Regions from separate parts of the Homo sapiens genome. Here region 2 is linked to region 1. Evidence: chromatin loops called from intact Hi-C (ENCODE). Cell type or tissue: GM12878. All regions are shown on one strand. Each heading gives the region's core, and the rest is flanking DNA. Links, peaks and the distances in the headings are about the cores only.

Evidence for each region. A loop is a pair of places that touch in the nucleus more often than their neighbours do. Peaks named below come from ENCODE experiments on the same cell type or tissue, not always from the same donor. Only the 100,000 strongest peaks of a DNase experiment are listed, where the experiment ranks them.
Region 2: a loop joins it to region 1, with 7 times the contacts of the local background. A loop is called at or near these places in 3 of 110 quality-filtered maps.

What each region holds. Positions count from the first base shown.
Region 1 is chr4:138,399,455-138,410,384 of GRCh38, forward strand. All of the region lies in intron 2 of LINC00499 (long intergenic non-protein coding RNA 499), which reads left to right. Among named protein-coding and RNA genes, the nearest start is that of LINC00498, 92 kb to the left of the region's middle. RefSeq lists an enhancer at 6,166-6,225. In GM12878, for the core only: no CTCF peak of the experiment used is centred there; DNase peaks (open chromatin) are centred at 6,167 and 6,937; H3K27ac peaks cover 1,328 bases.
Region 2 is chr4:138,338,472-138,349,401 of GRCh38, forward strand. All of the region lies in intron 1 of LINC00499 (long intergenic non-protein coding RNA 499), which reads left to right. Among named protein-coding and RNA genes, the nearest start is that of LINC00498, 31 kb to the left of the region's middle. In GM12878, for the core only: no CTCF peak of the experiment used is centred there; DNase peaks (open chromatin) are centred at 3,480 and 5,722; H3K27ac peaks cover 1,491 bases.

The sequences.
Region 1 (10,930 bases), core at 1,308-9,307:
TCTTAATATTCTTTCCTATAATTATGTCTTAAGGGGACAATGTTTCCCCAAATTTAAAAAGGTAGGTTGGTTTTGACAGACAATTTAAGGTCCATACCCACTACCCACTAGCCATATATAGATTCTTTTCTAAGATTGTCACCCAATATAATAATAGGCATGTAGGATTTTTCCCCTTATATCTCTAAGAAGTTAACATTTTCCACATATCTTTGAAAACAAAGTAAAAGCAAAATAGCTTCCACAACAACTTTACAATCTGATTTTTAAAATATAACTAGAAGTCAAATACACTGAAAAGCCAACCAAACATGGTTTCAGGAAGCTAAAAGAAAATGCACATCTTATATATAGCAAGGTTCTATTTTTTTCTAAGTCAGAAAAAGTATTAGAAGGGTTATTAGCAGTAAATAAAGCATAAAGGTAGGGTCATACCATGGAACAGTCATTGTGTTAGTAACAAAAGAAATGGACTCATGCAAGCTTACCACTAGCCACTTGATCTCTCTGACTTGACCTTTCTGAGATGCCGGACAATAGCTGGTCTATTCACCCACTAGACCAGGTGGTTGTGAAGTTCAACTCACATCATGTATGTAATGGTGCTTCACAATTTGTAATATACTTAGAAAAAGGTTAGGAGTTATTGTGTAAATGTGAGGTGTTATGATTTTGTTAAGGTAAGGTGAAAGCTGCTATTCTTATTCTTCTATTCCCACTTTAATTCTTTATGAAAGACAATGACTTAAAAAAGTCAATTCATGGTAATAAAATCTCCACTAATCAATGTAGCAATATTTTCAACTTATTTCTTAAGTTCTCTCTTCCATCCTGTAACCCAGTTATGTCACATAACCCTATGCTTTTAGATATAGAAAGAACATTTGTCATTTTATAGTCCCAAGTCATAATATTATAGACAAGGAGACAGAGGTGCAGATATAAAATGAAATTACTGAAAAGGACCTTGCCATAAACATAAGAAGTCAGTAGGCAGTGAAGACTGAGGATTCCTTCTCAGTGTTTTGGCTACCACTGTGGCTGATGATAGTTTTAGGAGACAGTACTGGAGTCACTGATGGCCAATAGGTATCTGCAAAAGCACAAATATCATTTCTATGAAAGTTAAAAATAACAATCATATTTGGTCACCTGTTTTATTTTGTTTGAAAAGTGTCCATGCTGATTGAACAAACACATTCAGGCATGGCACGTCTGTGCTGTGTAGTGTTGCATAGCTTTCATCACCCTAAGGCTGTTCTTTGAGAGAGACCGACTTCATGCTGAACTCAGCATGAGGACAACAGGGCAGGACACCAATTAGTGGAGGCATTTGCACCAACTTGACGGAACCACTGTGCAGGGAAGTTCACGGGAACCAAAGCAATAGCAGAAGCATGTCCTTTGGCAGTAAATAATTAAACTGGAAGTAAAAAATTTATCCTTCATAGATGGGAGTTTGATTTATATTCAAGAAAATCTTCAGCCTTCAGAAAATCTAAGCAGTTACCAATCCCACGTGATCTTGATGAAGCCATGAGAAATTGCACTGTTCTCCTGTACTGCACTTTCTATATAATCTAAATTCACTTTTTTGACCTTCAGCAGAATAGGCATGGAAGCAGAGGTCATGACTCTGTGTTAGCGTAGTATCAAATAGATGCTGTCAGGACCCCAAATCCCTACTCCCTGAAAATAAACACCACTTGCTTGTCTGGCCAGCTAACGCCATATTTTTGTAGTTCACAAGTTTCATTTAACTATAATTTTTAAGTATTATATTTGCTAAGTTTTTACAACATGAATTGTTTTTAGAGAAAAAAAGAGTGAGATAAGTAGCCATGTATTGGCTGTGTTTTTTCTAGTACGTGTTTTGCTTTTAATAGTAATTTCCAGATCTAATTCCCTCTTGGCCTATTTCCATTCAGAGTGCCCAGCTAGAAAATACTAAGAAAAGATCACAAATCAAATGTCTTATGATAATATCCTCAGAAATTTTAAACAGCTCTAAGAGATTTGGCCTCAGACCCAAACATTTACATGATCGCTCAATTTTAATGAGGTCAAACAAGCTGCTTGGCATCTGGCCAGTGCTCAAGGTCTTGGCCTGAGTGGGGAGGGCCATCTTGTTCTTACAGAGAACGTTAAGACATAGTGACAGGTGATAATGTAATGCATGAGGATGCTGCCCTTGGCCATTTCATCTTTTCACCCCTCTGGATTCCCAGAGGCAACGTTTTGGCCAGATGTAAACACTTTTACCAGTAGCTAAGGATCTGAAGAAGAACCACATTTTGCAGAGAAGCATTTTAAAGGATTTAAATAACCCCCTAACATTTGTCACAATGGGTTCATCAACCTGAGAAAACAAGAAAGAAAACAGACCTCTGGAAGTGCTAAGCAGAGTGATGGAGGCTACTAAGGAGCCAAATTAATACAGCTGTATTTTCATCTTGATTTTAAACAGCCAACTCTTGAGTATTAAAGTCACATCAAAGATATATGTTCCTTTATAACTCCTCCATCTTAAATATTATCTTTGAAAAAATTAAGTTATTCTTGAGTAGACTGTTTTTTCTTCAAGTAACAGCAATGTATTTAAGTCTACTTAAATCTTATTTAAATAATTTACTAATTCTATAGGGTTGTTCATTAGAAACCAAGATTGAATTTAAAAAAAATTTAAGGAGAGCAATCTCAGATGTAACTCACTTGGCAAACAATTGCTTATGTTTTTCATTCTAATTATCAATATGAAATTTTCATCTTAATATCTTGCTTAGTACAGAGCCTGCCATGATACCAGTGAGGGGCCTTGTCACCAAATGTGGGAAGGAGCAAAGCACCTATAAACAATCTTAACACTCACTTTTACAATAAAGCATTGAGATTAATACATATATATGGTGTATTAGTCTGCTCTCACACTGCCATAAAGATACTACTTGACTCTGTAATTTATAAGGAAAAGAGGTTTAATTGACTCACAGTTCTGCATGGCTGGGGAAGCCTCAGGAAACTTACAATCATGGCAGAAGGTGAAGGGGAAGCAAGAACCTTCTTCACAAGGTGGCAGGAGAGAGAGAGAGAGAGAGAGAGAGAGAGAGAGAGAGAGAGCACACAAGGGAAACTGCTAGACATCTATCAAACAACAGATCTCATGAGAACTCCCTGACTAGCATGAGAACAGTATAGGGGAAACTGCTGCCATGATCCAACCACCTCCCACCAGGTCGCTCCCTCAACATCCAGGTTTTACAATTCGAGATGAGATTTGGGTGGGGACACAGAACCAAACCATATCATACAAGAACCCAAAGGTAAAAACAGTAAAATCATTCTCTACTAATATTATGTTACCTTAGAATCCACAAAATCCCACTTTTTCATACATTTAAAGGGTTATGAAGAAAGAGTTTTAAATCACAGAAATGAATATTAAAACTTGTTTCAGTTGACTTGTAAATAACAGTAAACTACTTTATTATGGAGGTTGTGAATGTTCTCTAACAGAATTTCAGGCCAGGCATGGTGGCTCACACCTATAATCTCAGCACTTTGGGAGGCTGAGGTGGGCAGATCACTTGAGGCCAGGAGTTCAAGACCAGCCTGGCCAACATGGTGAAATTTCATCTCTACTAAAAATACAAAAACCAGCTGGGCATGGTGGCACGTGCCTGTAATCCCAGCTACTTGGGAGCCTGAGGCAGGAGAATCGCTTGAACCTGACAGGTGGAGGCTGCAGTGAGCCGAGATCGCATCACTGCACTCCAGCCTGGGCAACAGAGCAAGACCCTGTCACAAAAAATAAAAATAAAAAAGAATTTGAGAAAGTACTCATTATAAAATGATGTTGAAAATATAAAGCAAACAAAGTGAAAAACTCAATGGCTCTCCTAATTCCTAAGAAGAGAATTACCATATGGATAAGCAGTCAAGTGGGAAAAGATGACTATTTTCTGAGACCAGAGAGAAGCTCTCTAAGTCCCTCTTGTGTTAAGTCTGTCCTACTGTTGAGAATGTGTTTATGGGGTAGAAATTATTTCCCCATCTCTAATATTCTTTTACCATGCACTCAACAACCTAAGGATATGGTCTTAGGTTGTAGAGATCTTTGAAAGTTACTTTTCTGTGTCACTACAAGCATGCAGGCCGAAGACCAGGGTTGTTCTATACTAGGAGCACCCTCCATCAGAACTTTCTGAAATGTTAGAAATGCGCCATAACTGTACTGTCCAATATGTCAGCCATTACCCTCATGTAATCAAATGTAGCTACCATGACTGAAGAACCAAATTTTTTATTTTATTTTTATTTTATTTTAGCTATTTTAAACTTAAAAAGCTACATGGGTCTAGTGGCTCCGTCATTGGATAGAACAGCTGCAAAAGCAAACATAAAGCTTGTGGGCTGATAATCAACTAGATCTACTAAAAACATGTGTCAGTCTGCACCATAAAGAATAAACTATTCCTCTTTGAAGCATCTATGTTAGTTCTATCACCGCCATTGTTTCGGTTCTTTAATATCATCTGCTGTGGATCTCTAAAAACTGGGAAATTGAAAGCCAGGGTAGAAAATCTTATCAATTAAATCAGCACATTCCAGGTGACAGAAAATATTGGGAACTTGTTCACTTATCCACAGATCACAGGTGTGAAACTTACGTCATGTAGTGCATTGTGCGGCCCTCTTCATACATGTGGCAAACTACCCCATCAGCAACTATGAATAACAAGAGTTTTTATTTGGCTTAAAGAAAGAAATATAAACTTGACTTAATGAGAGTACTCTGACCAATGGAGGAGTTCTTTTAAGAATCAACTGTTTTTACCTCCCAGATAGACAGTCCAAGAAGAAACAGACTTAGTTACATAAAGGAAAATAAAGATCAGATGCAAAGAGTTTCTTTCCAACTTCAATATTAGGCAATGAAATGGGTTCCCAAAGGGTGACTTCAGAATCTCTAACACAGGACATTGTCATACAAGCCATCTGGTTTAGCTTACTGGTGTCATCCACTACATGCTATTTCTAGAATTGGGTATTTTATTTTAGCTGAATATGTTTGGTTGAGTATCTTACATAAAGGTCTTGCTATATTTTTTTCCAGACTTTGGACTCCCACATAGTCTAGTGTGTATGCATAATTATTTCCTTAAAAGTATAAGTTCAGAGTTAAGGTTAATAAGACCTCATATATGTTGGTACTAAGGTTGTTATTTAGTTGTAAAGTGTAGCAATGTGATTGGCACTGTATTGAGGTGCAAAAGATACAGTTCTTAACCTAAGGGCATAATCCAAAATCTAGCCAAGTGAAAGATAAAGATATGATTATAATTTTATTATTCAACACTTCTATTTGTAGAAAAACTCTAGGAAAAAAAGTTTTTAGAAGCATTATTGAGCAGTATGAAATAATATGGATTTCAACTTTTAAAAATTAGGGGTAAGAGAAAAGAAATAAGAAGGAAACAAGTTGACATATTGGGCAAGAATTTAGAGAGAGTAATAAGCTTGGTATGTGTTTATTAGCAGTAGACAATAAGTTTGGAGGATTAATTATTAACTGTAATGCAGAGAATAAAATCCTGCTATGGGCTGTATTTATTAAGCGCAGTTTTGACAAGCAATAATTATGTAAGCACAACATTCCCTTTCATAATTAGTTGGGTTTTTTTTAAGCTTTCACCATTCACAATTTGCCCCCAAAATGTTAACCATAATACAATACCACAGATGCAAAACATTCAGGGGGTCTTCGTGCACATTTTCAGCCTTCTGCAAACACACTCTGCCCTCAGGAATCAGTGAATCTTTGAGACAAGCTCTCCCCTATACCATTGCCCACCTGCACCCCAGGCCACAAACAAAATGGAAGATACAAAACGAGGTGATGCAGGATGGTAAGAAAGAGAGCTTTGGGTAGTGACCAAAGAGAAAGTAGATCTGAGAGACTGCAGGTGATGAAAGAATTAAAAATCCGAGACAAAGAAAGAGCTAGGAGGGTCAAAACTTCAGGAGCCCTGCTTTCCTGTCTCCAGTCCTTGATCTGGCTGAAACTGTGCAGAAGTGAAAGCAAGGGCCTGTGACAGGTGACTCTCTCACAGTTCTTTCTGCAAGAGACCATCTGACTCCTGCCACCAGTGTGACAAAGACCACATGGAGGTCTGGGCTGAAAATCAGATCACCAGCCTCTAGCAGGTAAGGCTGCTACTATTAGATTTGCCCTAAGACTGCTGGATATATTTTATGACAGGTACCATTGGGTAACTCATTGGTTAGGAATGTGGGTTCTGGAGTCAGACTGCCTGAGTTTAAGCTTCAACCCACTGCCTGGCTGTGTGACCTTAGGTAAGTTAATTACACTGCCCAGGCCTCAGTTCCCCTAACTATGAATAGGACACAGTGACACTGACCTTGTGAGTACTAAAGGAAATTGTGTTCAGGAAAATGTTAGAGTAGTGGCTAGTTTGCTATAAACACTCAACAAATATTATATTACTCATTGTTATTTGTAACTTTCTGACTCTCTTGGAATAGTTTAACTGTATTTTCCATAACAAACAAAATTACTGATATTTAATGGCTGCTGAACTGACAGACATGATGGTTTTAGTGGTTGGTAAATCTCATTAAACAGGTTTCTAATAGCCAACTGGTATTTAATGAGCATATTGATGGTCTTACTGTCTTTAAATTAAACCCTATTTCAACCATTTAATTTCTGTTTATAACATACTTCCATCCTTTTAAAAGAAGCATATAAAGCTTCTCTTGAAAAGAAAAATGTCCATTCACTTTTTTCTTCCCTGTTTTATTGACTGCCTAAATTCTTAGTAGCATTTGGGCAGACACTTCGTGCTGTTCAAGCCTATTGAGTCATGTGCTGTTGTGAAATTATTGTCTACCTAACCACAAATGCAATATGCTGGTATAACTTCCTCTTTTAAACAGTTTTTGATTGTCAGACAATCCTAAACATATTCTCTTTTCACTTGACAATGCAATTTTATCTATATGCCCTTCTTTCTTATTTTCCTTTTTGTCTTTGCCCCTTGCAGATGACTTCAATTCCATCATTACTATTCCTGTCTACTTGCAATATCAATATTATTTATCATTGTGTTGATGTGTGCTTTCTTCTATCCCATACATCCTATCAGTATAAACTCTTTCATTATATTGATTAACCAACTCAGTTTATGGCAGTGTTTCTTTATCTGTCATCAATTGATTATCACACATTCATCAGGCACTGGATAGAATTCATAGGATATGCCACAAAGTGAGAAGGGGGATCATTTGCTTCAGAGAAGACACATTTACTGATCATACTGCAAAGAGCAAGCTGACCCCTGCTTGAGATCTTACAGAGAACTACAGAAAATTCACAAAAGCCCCCACAAAAGAGTCTGCTGTGACCATCTGTCAAGTTGTCAGCTGTAAACAACTGCCAAAATGCTAGATCACCTCACAAGGAGCTGTGAAGTAACATCTTTGCTGCCTTTCTTACTTCTTCCTTCCTGGCACCAATCCTTGAAGAGCCAGAAAACTCTGCCGGTGAATTGGAGAAGGAGTAGAAGTAGTATTAGACTAGGTAATAAATCTCTTCCACCCCTACTTCAACTTCTGGCTTCCCACTCACAGCAGACTCAAGCTGCCAGAAAGGAAAAAAACTTCAACTTTAACACAAGATCAAAGTTTTTACAAACACATGCTTCTGACAGTTAAATTACTAAACTGGGGCAGTTTTCTGTGACCTGAAGTAACAAGAAAACTGTATTACTCAACAGTGACCAGAAACATCATGGAATCTGCCTAACTTTTCACAAAGAAATGAAAAGGCTAAACTTACAAACTACATTTAAAAGGATAGAGGGAGAGAACATTTAAGCTACTTCTTGACTATATTCCACAAGTCATCTCTGTTCAATATATCAGCTGTTTCTTGGAAGAGAAAATGGTGATATCAGGGTACACGATGGCTTCCTCAAGAAGAAGCTGTCATGCCCAGGCCAAACTCAATGACAGCCCTTGAATTCATGGAAATTATCCCAGGCAGAACACACATCCTTGTCATCACTGTCAAGGATTACTGATTACACTATCGCATTTCATCTGCACCTACGGACATAAGAAAGCATCAAACTACAAGTCTTTTCATGTCCCCAAGCTGCTAAAAAGGAATCATCTAAAATGCCTCTTCCTGGCCTCCCAGGAAGGTGTTGTAGAGATTCTCATGAAGAATTATTATTATCTCTTTTAAATAATAGCTCGGCATTAACAGAAAATTTTCTCTGTATTATTGCCATCACTTAAAGACAGAACTTATGACACCACAAATGACCCAGAGAAAAGGTAGTTCTAAATCAATGCAAAATAACAAAAGGATAAAAAGCATATCCCCAGAGACACACCAGGAGATGCACACTGTGTTGCATTTATTAAAATGCAGGTGTAAGCATAAGGCATAAAATGACAATATTAAACCAAGAGTTTAAATTATGTAGAATATTTTATAAGATTATAGCTTTAATTTCCTTTGGGGAAACTAAGGTGGAAAATAGTAGTTTCGTGAGACTGTTCACTGTTGATTTGAAAGCCATCTGGCTAATCCGTAGCATTTATTTTTTTAATGAATAAATGAAAATCAAAAGAAGGATGCAATATTATTCAAGAAAAAGATTTGTGCTTTGAAAGTTTTAAAATAATATTGCAACTCCAAAATTACATGTAAATCCCTCAAAATAGACCAAGTAGGCACGTTCTCCCAATCTAATGTCTATTTAACTCCATTGAAACAGGTGATCTATTTCTTAATATTGCCTATGTATGGGCAAGAAATGTGGGTATTTGCTCTGTTTTGTTTTAAATAGAAACTTCTAATTGTATTTTCTTTCTCTGGGAATCACACCTCCAAAGTGGTACACTGTAGGAAATAGGACAATCCTAGGGGCCATGGGCCTTCGTGAGAGGTATAAGTCTTGCTCCATCCCATTTCAGATGTGCAAGATGTTTACTCTGACACGGCCTATGTATCTTTAAGAAGCTCAAATAATACTAATTCAATGCCATTCCTAAGTTATCAAGAGGATCCAACAAGTCAGTGAGCATACAACTGTAAAGACAAAGTAATCTAAAATGGAGATTATTTTATTCTTTTTGTTATAGTGTTTCAATGAGGAATTATATTTCAGTAAAGAACAAGGAAAGTAATAGAAAAAAGAAAGAAAGTATAATGCTATAAATAAGGACCACATATTTCTCCATGCCCTGTTTACCCTAATATGTAAATATAGAGGGCTACAAAGAACAAATAACAATTCAAAGAAATAAAGGGGCCATTTAATATTGAATCACAAAGGCCTCTGACAAACCCCAAATCCACCCTCCTGAAGCAAATCACCACTTTCCAAGACATGGGATAACCTATTGAGTTTCTCTAGCTCTTCAAAGTTCTTTCTTCTTTTGCCTTGTTGTGACCACTTCTCCAAAAGAGGGACTGAAAGCTTACTATCAAGTAACTTTGAATGTCCACATTTTATTCTCCCTCTTCCTTGTGACTTGCTCGACTAAAGGGAGATTTTGTTTCCTCCATTCCAATTCTGCATCAAAATAAAACTGCTGTGTTTCATCACTTCCATGTTTGAAGCATTTGCCTTGATCATTTGGGTAAGCGTAAATTTTTCACCTGCAATTTGATCATTCTTATTTCCTTAGCAGTAATTTTACAGTTTTGGAAGTCCTATCAGAAAACTAAAATTGTTCTGAAAAAAATTGCCTTAACTTTATCTTCCAAATTTTAAAAACAATAGGGGCACATCGTGGAATATGTTAAAAAGTGTAATTTTTAAAAAGCAGAAAAATAATTTTGGGGTTTTTTTGTTGCTGGTTTATTCTTGTTCTTTAAAATAGTCAAATTTGTATTGCATATACATTTGTTATCCTACTTTTTACTTACTATCATGTCATTCACATTTTCATGTCAAAAATTATTTGTAACAAAGTTTAATGCTAGTTATAGTTGATTATTCAGATATAATGCCTAATTTTACAATAGTGAAATTTCAATTGCTTTGTATTGGTTTATAATAAATGCTAGCTAGTTTGCTATGGAAGCTTGGATCTACTCATAATTTGTTTTTTTAAGCATCAGAAATAGTTTTGAATTCAAGCAAATGTCTTTGTAGCACTAATTGAGATATTCAACAATTTTTCTCTGTTACCTGTTAAAACATGAGTTGTTACCTTCATTTTCCTCCTTTTCTTTTTTATTTTAAAGTGCTGCAGTTGGGAAATGTGGTCAGAAACATGTCTTACCTTTTAGAATGATCTGAGATTGTCTTTGGGAGTATCTTGTTTATAAATATGCACTTTCAGTGGTATTTTGAAGCTTTGACAATGGAGAAAGAAGCTTGAGGTTATTTTTCTTAAACTTATAAGGTCACTTGCAAGTCTCTCTGTTTTCACTTTCATTGTTTATCTACAGAATAAAAGGTATAACTATGACCAAGAAGTGAATCGGTTCAATGTGGAAAGCCAGATGGCATGCCACTGTTTTCTCCTTCGTTTCCTAAGGAACACTTTTAAGAAACCGTGGACAGTGACCAACCATCCCCATTTGTACCGGACTGAAGAGTTCCCTAGGATATAGGACTTTAGGTGCTAACACTAGGAGGGTTCCAGGCAAACTAGGATGTTTGGTCACCCCTGAACAATTTTCCAGAGTGAAGTTTATTCAACATCAAACTCTCAGTACTTAAATCCAACTAAGTGAACCAGTTCCTGCTGAAGAGATTCACATTTACAATCCCCTTTCTGTGACAGGGAGTCTTCACAACTGAATCAATTGAATAATCAGAATAATGATGGACATTGAACTTACTCATCTTAGTGATGATGTTCTAAAAACATGTGTGAAGGGTGC
Region 2 (10,930 bases), core at 1,767-9,766, 61 kb before region 1:
TTGTAATCCCAGCACTTTGGGAGGCCAAGGCGGGTGGATCACCTGAGGTCAAGAGTTTGAGACCAGCCTGGCCAATGTGGTGAAACCCCGTCTCTACTGAAAATACAAAAATTAGCCAGGACTGGTGGCACGCACCTGTAATCCCAGCTACTAGGGAGTCTGAGGCAGGAGAATCGCTTGAACCCAGGAGGCGGAGGTTGCAGTGAGCCGAGATCACGCCATTGCACTCCGGCCTGGGCGAAAAGAGTGAAATTCCATCTCAAAAAAATATATATATATATATATATATATATATATATAATTTATATTTATATGAAATACCTTAAGATCTACAAATTGATAAACAGAAAGTTCCAGGAAGAAGTTTGGAAATATTCTTGAATTGTACTAAAGCACCTACAGTATTTCAAAGTAATTTGCCAGACATGTTTTCTAATGTAGGTTTTATAGTTTCTGGGGTTTTTCTACTTACTGACTGCGTGAGGGGCCCAGGAACTATTAGAGTGTGCATATAACAGTGTGTGTCTCTCTACTTCCCAGGCTCCCTTGCAGCTGAGTTGGCCATATGACTGACAGCAAGCCCTGGAATGCAGCCAGAAGTGATAGAAGCCTCTTTCACACCATGCTCCTAAAATATTCCAAGAAATTTTCCAAACCTACTCTTTTTAGTCTGTGCATCTGGAAGTGAAAGTTTTAGAAAGGGTAAAGTCACTTAATGGAAAGGGCCCAGATCTAGCCCCTCGGAGCCAAGCTGTCCAACTAGAAATTCTGCATTAGTATTTGCGAGTGAGTATTAACCTTTGTCGGGCTAAGCCATAGAGAATTGTTTTAATTGCAGTCAGCCTGATTTTATAGTGACCTTGGATCCAGAATATTACTTAGATATTACTAGTATCTACTTCATAAAGTCTCTGTGAGGATGGAATAAGATAATGAACTCAAATGTAAAGCAACTCCTTCTTTACATGAGTTTGAGTCTGTAGTATAAAAATTGTAAGTTATGTGTTTTATGATATATGCCTCTAAAAATAAATACACATGCAATTATACACACACACACACACACACACAAGCATATATATATGTTTGTAAACTTACACCTCGCTCAGTCCATATATTCCTCCACTGTGAATAGAAATGTATAGAAAGCAAGCGGTCTTTAGGGTGGCTATTTGGTGGTTACCAGACATAGAAAAAGAAGGTAATAAAATATAAATTTTAGGACAGTCTTTCGCTGATTATGCCAGACTCCTACCAGCATCTTTCCACACCAGATCAATGGAACAGAAAATTCAATCATGTAGACTCATAGAATGGCAAGCCCACAGGGTGAATGAACTCAATATAGCTCTTTATATCGAAAGCCGAGAAATAGAGAATTCAGGTTTGTGTCTCAATATGATAGCCTCTGCATGTTACTATAAAGCAAATGTGAGCTTTTCCCAAGATAGAAAACTATTGTGACTGATTTCTGGGACTTTTAGAAGCCCCTCTATATGCAACTGAATTAGATAGCCAAAGAACTCTTCCTAACAGTGGTTATTTCTGCATCAGGTGGTAGAAAATGAGGATCACAATTTTAGAAAAGATCCCAACACTTTCTCACTAGAAGTTACAGAAATCATCAGAATGACTAGCATAGGTAAAAATCAGTTATACCTATAGGTTTTCAGAAGTAAAAATATGTCTTTTGGATTTGCTTTTTTTTTTTTTTTTTGGTTAAATAAATATGTATCCTGGAACTTAAAGTAAAATAAAATTAAAAATTAAAAAAAGAAAGATGGACAAAGTACACTAGGCAGTTAATTAGCACAAATAAAATACACGTTGCCAATAAACAGAAGAAATAGTTAACCAAAAAAATTTTCTAAAATTTAGCTTATCTTGAGGCAATCTGGGGAGCTTGGACATTGGGTATATACAAATACCGGGGCTATTTAGGTAATTGTATCACAGGAACCCAGCATTTTTCACTTTTCTCCAGCTCTGTTAAAAAGGAAGGAAAAATGTGTATACTCAGTACAACATTCACTTAATGCCACCAATTCACTTAATGCATTGTTTACATGTGCAATAGATACTAGTTACAGTGTTGAATATAGAAATGTGTACATGTGAGTTATATAGTTCCTATCCAAAAGTCAGGAGGCCCAAGACCCAGGAAGAGTTGATGTTCTTTGTAACATATGACATCAGATCACAAAAAATACCAGAATAGTTTTGTTATATAATTTTCTTGAGTACTAAAATTTTATAAAATTATTCTATTTTTAAAATATGTTATCTTAACATACTAATATTTTGAAAAATTACTTGGCTGTATTAGATATATTCCTATGCATATAGTTTTGTAGGAATACCATAACAAAATATCAAAAGCTGGGTGGTTTATACAGCAGAAATGTATTTTCTCACAGTCCTGGAGGCTGGAGGGCTGCGACCAGGTAGCAGCAGGGTGGCTTCTTCTGTGGCCTCTCTCCTTGGCCACCTCTTGCAGTGTTGTCACGTGGTTTTTTCCTCTGCACATGTATCCCTGGCATCTCTCTATGTATCCAGATGTCCCTTTTTTGCAAGTACACCAGTTAGATTGGATTTGGGATCCACCCTAATGGCCCCATTTTAACTTAATCATCTTTTTAAAGACTCTCCAAATACAGTCAGTCTGAGGTACTGGAAGTTAGAGCTTTAACATATGAATTTTGAGAGTACACAATTCAACCCCTAACGCTATATCATGAATTAAATAATATAGGAGAATATAATAGAATAATCATGGACTTTAGGGGAAATTATATTAGAAACAGATTCCTGGTTGATCCAGAAGTAGATGCATCCCATGGTGGTTTTTAATCCAATGGGGGTCTTTGCCACTGGCTAAGTCATTTAAGAATATGCTGAGTGTCTTCTTCAGGCCAGATATTGTGGCAGGAGCTGTACAGGTCAGCTACAGTCCCTGTCTTAAAGAAGCTCAGAACCCAGTGAACACCCAGGAAAAGACATGAACAATAAAAATTTAATGTAATAATAAATAAGCACAACCATAGAAGAATAGACAGGGCATTAGAAGAGCAAAGGTAACTATCTCATTCTTCCTGGAAATAAGGAAATTTCCACAGTATAAAGGACACTTGAGTGAAATAAGAAGTTGAGCAAGAAGAAGAAAAACGAAGAAAGAGCATTTCAGAGACAGGAAGCAACCTGGGTGAAGTTTAAAAAGTGGCAAATTCTTCTGTATGCCTAGATGAAGATGTAAGCTAGAGAATAATGATGATTTGGTCAGAAGAAGGAAGGGCCTGGTGTACTCTCTAATGCACTTGGACATATCTAGTGTAACGCTGCCAAATAGAACATTCTGCAATGAGGGAAATCTTCTGCATCTGAGGTGGGTTAGATAAGGTGGTCATAGCTCTCTTAAAGAGGAACAAACCACCCAACAGTGCACAAACCACATCTTGGGCTCATGGTTAGAACATCCTGCCACAAGCTGGTAAAAGAGAAGGGGAGAAAGTCCCCAAATTTTTACAAGCACAGAATCCCATGATCAGTGTCTTTGGGCTGACCTATGCTCATTATAATAGTTAAAAACATTGCTATGTAGAGAATTAAGATGCTAAGGAGGCATGCAATATATGTACTAGGATGGCAGCAATAGTGCATATGTGTCCAGAAGACCACAGACAACATGCATAGCAACAATGCCCATTCCCATCCCTTCATGAAAATCATGTAAGACTCTCATAAAGGGAGTTTCCCCAGCATCAGTCGGTGCTGTCTTACTTTTGAGCAGCCTACTTTGATCAGCTGTCAGAGTGCACTTTTACTTTCCAATAAACTCCTTTATTTTTTTTTATTTTTTACTTTTTTGAGACAGAGTTCTACTCTTTTTGCCCAGGCTGGAGTGCAATGGTGCGATCTCTGCTTAACACAACCTCTGCCTCCTGGGTTCAAGTGATTCTCCTGCCTCAGCCTCCTGAGTAGCTGAGATTACAGGCATGCAAACCACGCCCAGCTAATTTTCATATTTTTAGTAGAGATGGGTTATCTCCATGTTGGTCAGGCTGGTCTCGAACTCCTGGCCTCAGGTGATCCACCCGCCTCGGCCTCCCAAAGTGCTGGGATTACAGGTGTGAGTCACTGCACCTGACTTCCTTTGTCTACTTTTATTTGGACTCACTGTCAAATTCCTTTGTGTGATGAAATCAGGAACCTGAACTGGCCCACCGACAACATGTCTGTGCTGTGCAGTATGGTAGCCACTAGCCACATGCAACTATTGAGAATTTGAAATGTGTCTTGTGCCACAGAGTAACCCAATTTTTTAAAAATTTTATTTAAATTGTTTTAAATTTAAATGTAGACAGCCAACATGACTCATGACTACTGTATTTGACAGTGTAGATTTAGAAAGGGTTTTTTATCTTTTTTCTTCATCTATACTGTCCACATGCATAATACACTCCAATCAGATACATTTTTCATTACATGTGAGATGTGTAGCACGATGTTTAAGTGGAAATTTGGCTATGAATATATGGCAACAAGTATTAGAAACCAAAATGAGTTGCAAAATAGATCACCAAGTCAGGGTTCTTCAGAAAAACAGAACCAATAGGATGTGTGTGTGGATAGAGACAGAGCCAGCAAGCTGGAGTTGCAGGAGAGCTGAAGGTGGAGCGCCTGTCCAAGAGCCGGCAGGCTCATCATCCAAGAAGAACTAATGTTTCAGTTTGAGTCTAAAGGCAAGAAAAAGCTGATGTCCCAGTTTCAAAGGAAGCAAGGCAGGAGGAATTCTGTCTTACACAGGGGAGGGTTGGTGTTTTTGTTCTATTCAGACCTTCCACTGACTGGATGAACCCATCCACATTAGGGAGGGCAGTCTGCTTTCCTCCGCCTATTGTTTTTAGTGCTGATTTCATTCCAGAACACCTGCACGGAAACACCTAGAATGTTTGACCAAATATCTGGGCACCTGTAGCCCAGACAAGTTAACTCATAAAATTAACCATCACACCAAGTGAAAGTAAAAAGAGTACTTATTAGAAACTTAAACCTCTCATGCATGTGAAGAACATAAGAGTTTAGACAGCAGTTGTGGAGAGAATTAGTGGGGACCATAGAGAGAGCTACTCATGGGTTAATCTGCTGTGAGAAACACCAGCTCCAAGGGAAAGGATCTGTTCACCTCTCACCTCAACCCTAATGAGAGAGCTTCAACCGAGAGCTTGGTAGGTGTCCTTGCTATTGGAGTGACACAGTGGATTGAAGTCTGATTCCCACAGGGAAAATTCAAAAAGCAGAGTGGGGCTGGCCAGCTGTTCCAAGCAGGAGGAAGGAAGGGGAGGCAGCATATTTCAGTTGCCTGACTCCCAACTTTGGTTGACACAAAGCATGCAAGAGTGTTTGCTGTAACTAGATTTGGGCTACATGTGAACTCCTTTATTACAGGGTCACCCATAGGGGCAAACAGGCCTCAGCATGACAATGCTTAAAATACAGCATTCCTAGAGTCAGAGAAAAGTATATCACCTGCATCAAGGGAAATGTAGATGAGTGCTCTACATCTACATGTACTCTTTAGAAGTCCCAGTGTTGAGACTTCTAAAGAGAACCACAATTTCAGCAACCAAGAAGAAGAAGGCTTTTAACTTCAGCCATGTCCTGAGAGTATGAAATCAACTTTTGAATATACCAGTCAAGTAGGATATTTCCAGCCCACATATCACTTCCTCCACTACATTTAAAACAATTAGAAACCACACTTTTCAACTTGAGAGAAGAGCTTGTCCAAAATGAAAAGTCTGACCACATCCACTTCCCCAACTGCAAGCTTTCCACCAGTCGGCCTTAGTTAGGAAAAGAAGAATAGCTGTAATCTGAGTGCAGTTGGACATTTTACCTGTAATATGAAACTAGACAAATCCAAGAGATGTCTAAGAGGCATAACTGAAGGCTTTTGATGAACATATTTTATGTAGGTAGTGAGGAAGACAGGGTTTTGAATATTATGCTTGGGTTTCTCCTTGTGTAATTCTCCCCAGCTATATATATTTGATGATCCTATGACTTTGTATTACCTAAGATTAATTACAAAGGTCAGTGGTATGGTGGAGTTTTCACCAAGAGCAGAGTAAAAACTAGCTCCAAAGAACAAAGCATTAAGGGACCATGGAGAGAAAAAAAAATCACTCTGTATCTAATAGTTGTGCTTATTTGTGTACCAGATACTTACACAATGGTATTCAAATGGTTGATCAATGAGGGGGAAGGGGTATGATCCCTAAAGCAACATCTTAGAAACTTGGGCTAGGTGAGTGAAAATTTACATTTCAGTAGCTCAAAATGCCTTTTTAGAAAGATTGTGATTCTCTCAAGATGAGAATCTCTCCTATGAAGGATGGGCAGCCGTTACGTGATTATTAAAGGAAAATGACATAAACAGCCTTGTGTTTTAGAAAGCCCACCCTGATACTTATGTGGGAAATAGAGATGGGCTAACTTCAGACTTTAAACAGAAACACCTGCTGGGAGATAAATGCAATTGTTCTGGTGAAAGTTGACGAGAACCTGAGCTAAGAAGATAAGATAAGAAATGCAACAAAGGGAAGAATTTCCGGAGATATTTAAGAGGCAAAATTAACAGATCTTGATAACAAAATCAGATGTAGGTGATGGGAAAGAGAGGCTTTGAGGATGATGTTCAGGTTTCTGACTTGGGTAATTCTTTCTAGCTATATTATAGTAGAAACTCCAGAGGCATGAGCTGTGGCTTGGATCAAGGTGGTCCTTATACTTATCAAGTTAGAGCCAGTCCTGACTTTACGAGGTGGGCGCTCTGCTATATCACATCACTGTATCATATTACCTTCCTGTGATAAGCAGAATAAGGGTCCCACAAAGATGTCTATGTTCTAATCCTGGAAACTAAATATGTTAGGGTACCTAGCAAAGGGAATTAAGGTTGCATGTGAAATTAGGTTGCTAACCAGCTAACCTTAAAATAGGTGTTGCATCCTGGATTTATCCAGGTGGGCCCAATGTAATAAAAAGGCCCTCAAACTTGAAAGAGGGAGGCCGAAGAGTCAGTCTTATGGTGATACAATGTGAGACTTGAACAGCCTTTGCTGAATTTGAAAATGGAAGGGAGCCAGAAATGGAAGAACATAGGCAGGCTTCAAAGCTGGAAAAAAAAAAATCACATTTTTCCCTAGAACCTCCAGAAAAGAATATAGTCAAGCCAATACCTTGATTTTGCCCCAGTGAGACCCACTGCAGACTTCTGACCTCCAGAACCGTAAGATGATAAATCTGTGTTGTTTGAGTCCACTGAGTTTGTGGGAATTTGGTACAGCTGCCCTGAGAAACAAATGCACTTATCATTTATCCTTTCTCAGCAAATCCCTACTCTCAGATTCATCCACATTTCTAATTTGTTTACGTCTAACTAATGCTTTATTTATAGTTTTCTTGACTTGTTATTTGCAACTTATTTAAACAGTATTATAAGCTAGTCATTGTGTGCCTACTGCTGTGTAACTATCACTGGAGTAAGTTAAAATACCAGGTGTATTCCCTATGAAGAGTTAGGCCCATCAAATTATCTCAGTGCAAACATGAACAATAAGAACACCTTGTGTTGCAGTCCCTTTTTTTCTGCTTATCTGATCGCCGTACAACTAAAACATTTCCCAAGTAATAAATAATTTAGTTATAAAATTTGGGCAGCTTTCTGTCATAAGATATAATATTTATTTTGCTGCTGAATTAATTAATGTTTGGGAAATGCCGTGTAAATGTTAGCTCTTATCCTCTTCTTATTTATAGTAAGTACATAACCTGAAACTTTAGTCCATGCAACAGAAAATGCTGTGGACTGTAAGTGATAATGATGGATTATTTGTCCTTATGATTTTATCTGTAACCTGCATATAAAATTCAGAACTTGAAATGATGAAGATAATATCTCTCCATCCTAGCTTGGCCCAACACTCATGAAATGCAGATGTGAATGATTTTTGACTGGCAGACTTCAAAATGAATATGCAGCCACTACAACTTTATGTAACTTTAAAATTCTGGAAGAGGAATGCAAGACTCTGTCCAAATTGTGTGTTTGGGGCAATGAGAATATTATATGTACAGTCCAAAATATATTTCCAAATACAGGTAAACAAAGGCTATTTTGATTCTGTTTTAAGGTCGCAAATAGTCTGTCATGGAGTTTAGATTGTGAGTCTCCCTGCTAGAAGATGGGTCGCAATTGGAAGAGCGCTTTATATTCCCTGCGCCACTGCCAAATGATCCTAGAGGTTAACAGAAAACAGCAATGGGGCTTCCAAAGACAAGGACTGAATCATATACTTGGTAAGACTAGGAATGATGAGAACATTGTATTCTTCAAACAAAGTAACAGCTAGACAGACAGGCAAAAGAACGAAGAATCTGGCCTCCAAGTAATCCTTAATTATAACCCTGCAACCTAAAAGGACAAGAATATAAAGTGGGTCAAGAAGAAATACATGAATTATATAAGTAAAGAAAACTGAAACACATCTCCAGGCACAAAGCAAGCTAGCTGTAATTTACTACTATAAAATTCAAGAATTTTGTACCCTAGCTTATGCCATTAATCCATAAAGATACCAAAGCCTTCAATATAAAATGATACTAGAAGCTGTAATTTAATTAAGGCTGAGGTACTGTAGTTATTAATTACATGTGAAATAGTAAATATTTAAAATATTTGAAAATTGCTCATATTTCTTAAAATTGAGTAATATGCTATAAATCTCAAAAGGCAGGGTAATTGCAGTCTCCGTGGCAAGTCTGTTTGTACAGCAAAACCTGTATAGCATCTCTGGAGAACTAAGGTATAATCTGCAGCTGTGTAATTGAAGAAGATCTGACACATGGAACTATACAAGTTATTTTCAACTAGCAGAGCTTAGGATATTTTTCTTTCAGAATAAAAGTGCAGAATTCTGGATTATAATTCTATTTCTACCACACTAAAATAGCTCACAAGTGCTTATTCTGTGTTAGAAGCAGGCCTTGAAATGGATAGTCCAAATGTGTGGAATTTCACCACTTTTTGACAATGTAATTTTTGATTAATTTTCCAACACCATAAGCAAAATGCACCTGAACCCATATACACAGTGAATCCTGGGTGGGAATATTGATTTAAATGTGTGTTTGCAATAAGTAAACATCCTGAAACACATCATCTTCCTGTTCACATTAACTGCCTCTATCAAATATTGAAACCAAAGTATTTTGTTATTCAAAAGAATGTTGTTTTATGCCTATGTATGGAGGGTTGTTCCAATCATCTTACAGACTCTAGTGCAATATGAGATACTTGTAAACTTCCATAGCCTATGCTGTATGGAAGCTTTGTAGTTTCTTCTCCACTTCCTTAATCTGAGAGTAGTTGGTTTGTCCCTGAGTTTTCCTGGGTGAATTGACTTTCCACCAAGTGTCATCAAGAGAGTTTGATTTCTGGTTCTTGCCTTAATGAATAAGAGTTGCAATTCCAAGTAGTTAACTGTGGACCACACCCAGGTATACCTCTGAAGTAGCCTTAGCGTAAGTTCAGTTAGTAGATACAACCCAGATCCTCTCTACCTCACGACAATCTAGCTAAAGGAAAGGCCACAGGGCTACCAAGGGCTCCTAAGAAGTTTCCAGCTTTTCATTGGCCATTTGAAAAACATCATATCATTTGTGGGACTTGGAACAATGAGGACTCTGTTCTTCATGAATGGACCTTGAGATTGTTTTACAGGTAAAAGGAGGGAACTCAGCTCATTACAAAGACTTCATTCAAGGGCAGGATGTGGCTGGAAGAGCAGCCTCTCTAAGAACATGGCTTGAAAGGAAATCTGTGAGGAAGTAAGAGAAAATGACTCACAAGCCAGCCACATGCACATCAATGCACGTTAGCAGGATGGCAGATGTCACAGGGAGGTAGAGTGCCCTTGGTGCCTTTTGGATCCCAATATTTTAATTTTTACCCCTTATTGTTATATAGTAATATCCCTAACCCTGCATGTGGCACAATTGCTTTAATAAAAACAGTTATAATGAGTGGATAAAGAAAATGTGGTATATATACACCATGGAACACTACTCAGCCATTAAAAGGAACAACATAATGTCTTTTGCAGCAACTTGGATGGAGCTGGAGACCATTATTCTAAATGAAGTAACACGGGAGTGGAAAACCAAAAATCATATGTTCTCACTCATAAGTGGGAGCTAAGCTATGAGTACACAAAGACATACAGAGTGATATAATGGACTTTAGAGACACAGAAGGAGGAAGGTGGGAGGGGGGCTAGGGATAAAAACACTACACGTTAAGTACAATGTATACTACTCAGGTGATGGGAACACTAAAATCTCAGAATTCACCACTATATAATTCATCCATGTTACAAAAAACCACATGTACCCCAAAAGCTATTGAAATAAAAAATAATAAAGACACTTTTACGAAGATACTAGAATTAGTTCATACAAAACTAGCATGGGAGCTTCTTTGGTAGATGATGAACTCTGTGAGGGAGGGACATATTCACTTTTGCATGCCCAGAATCTAGCATGATATTTGGCAGACAGTGGGTGCCAGAGAAGTGTTTATTAATTTGGATTTTTTAATGTCCCTTAATTGTTTAATGTCTGTCTTCCTTAGCATAGGTATTTCCTAGTCTCTACAAACTGTGAATAATGAGGTATAAAGCACATACTTATGGTAACATCATACACAGTGTCACAAGATTGATCCTAACATAGCTTCACTTTTATGTACCTTTTATTTCACTTATTACATAGATGTGAGTGAACACCCCAAGGAAAGACAGGTGTTAGGGCTTTAGACATATTTAAGAACGTGAACATGCACATTAGCCTATAGTTTGGGAGCAACATA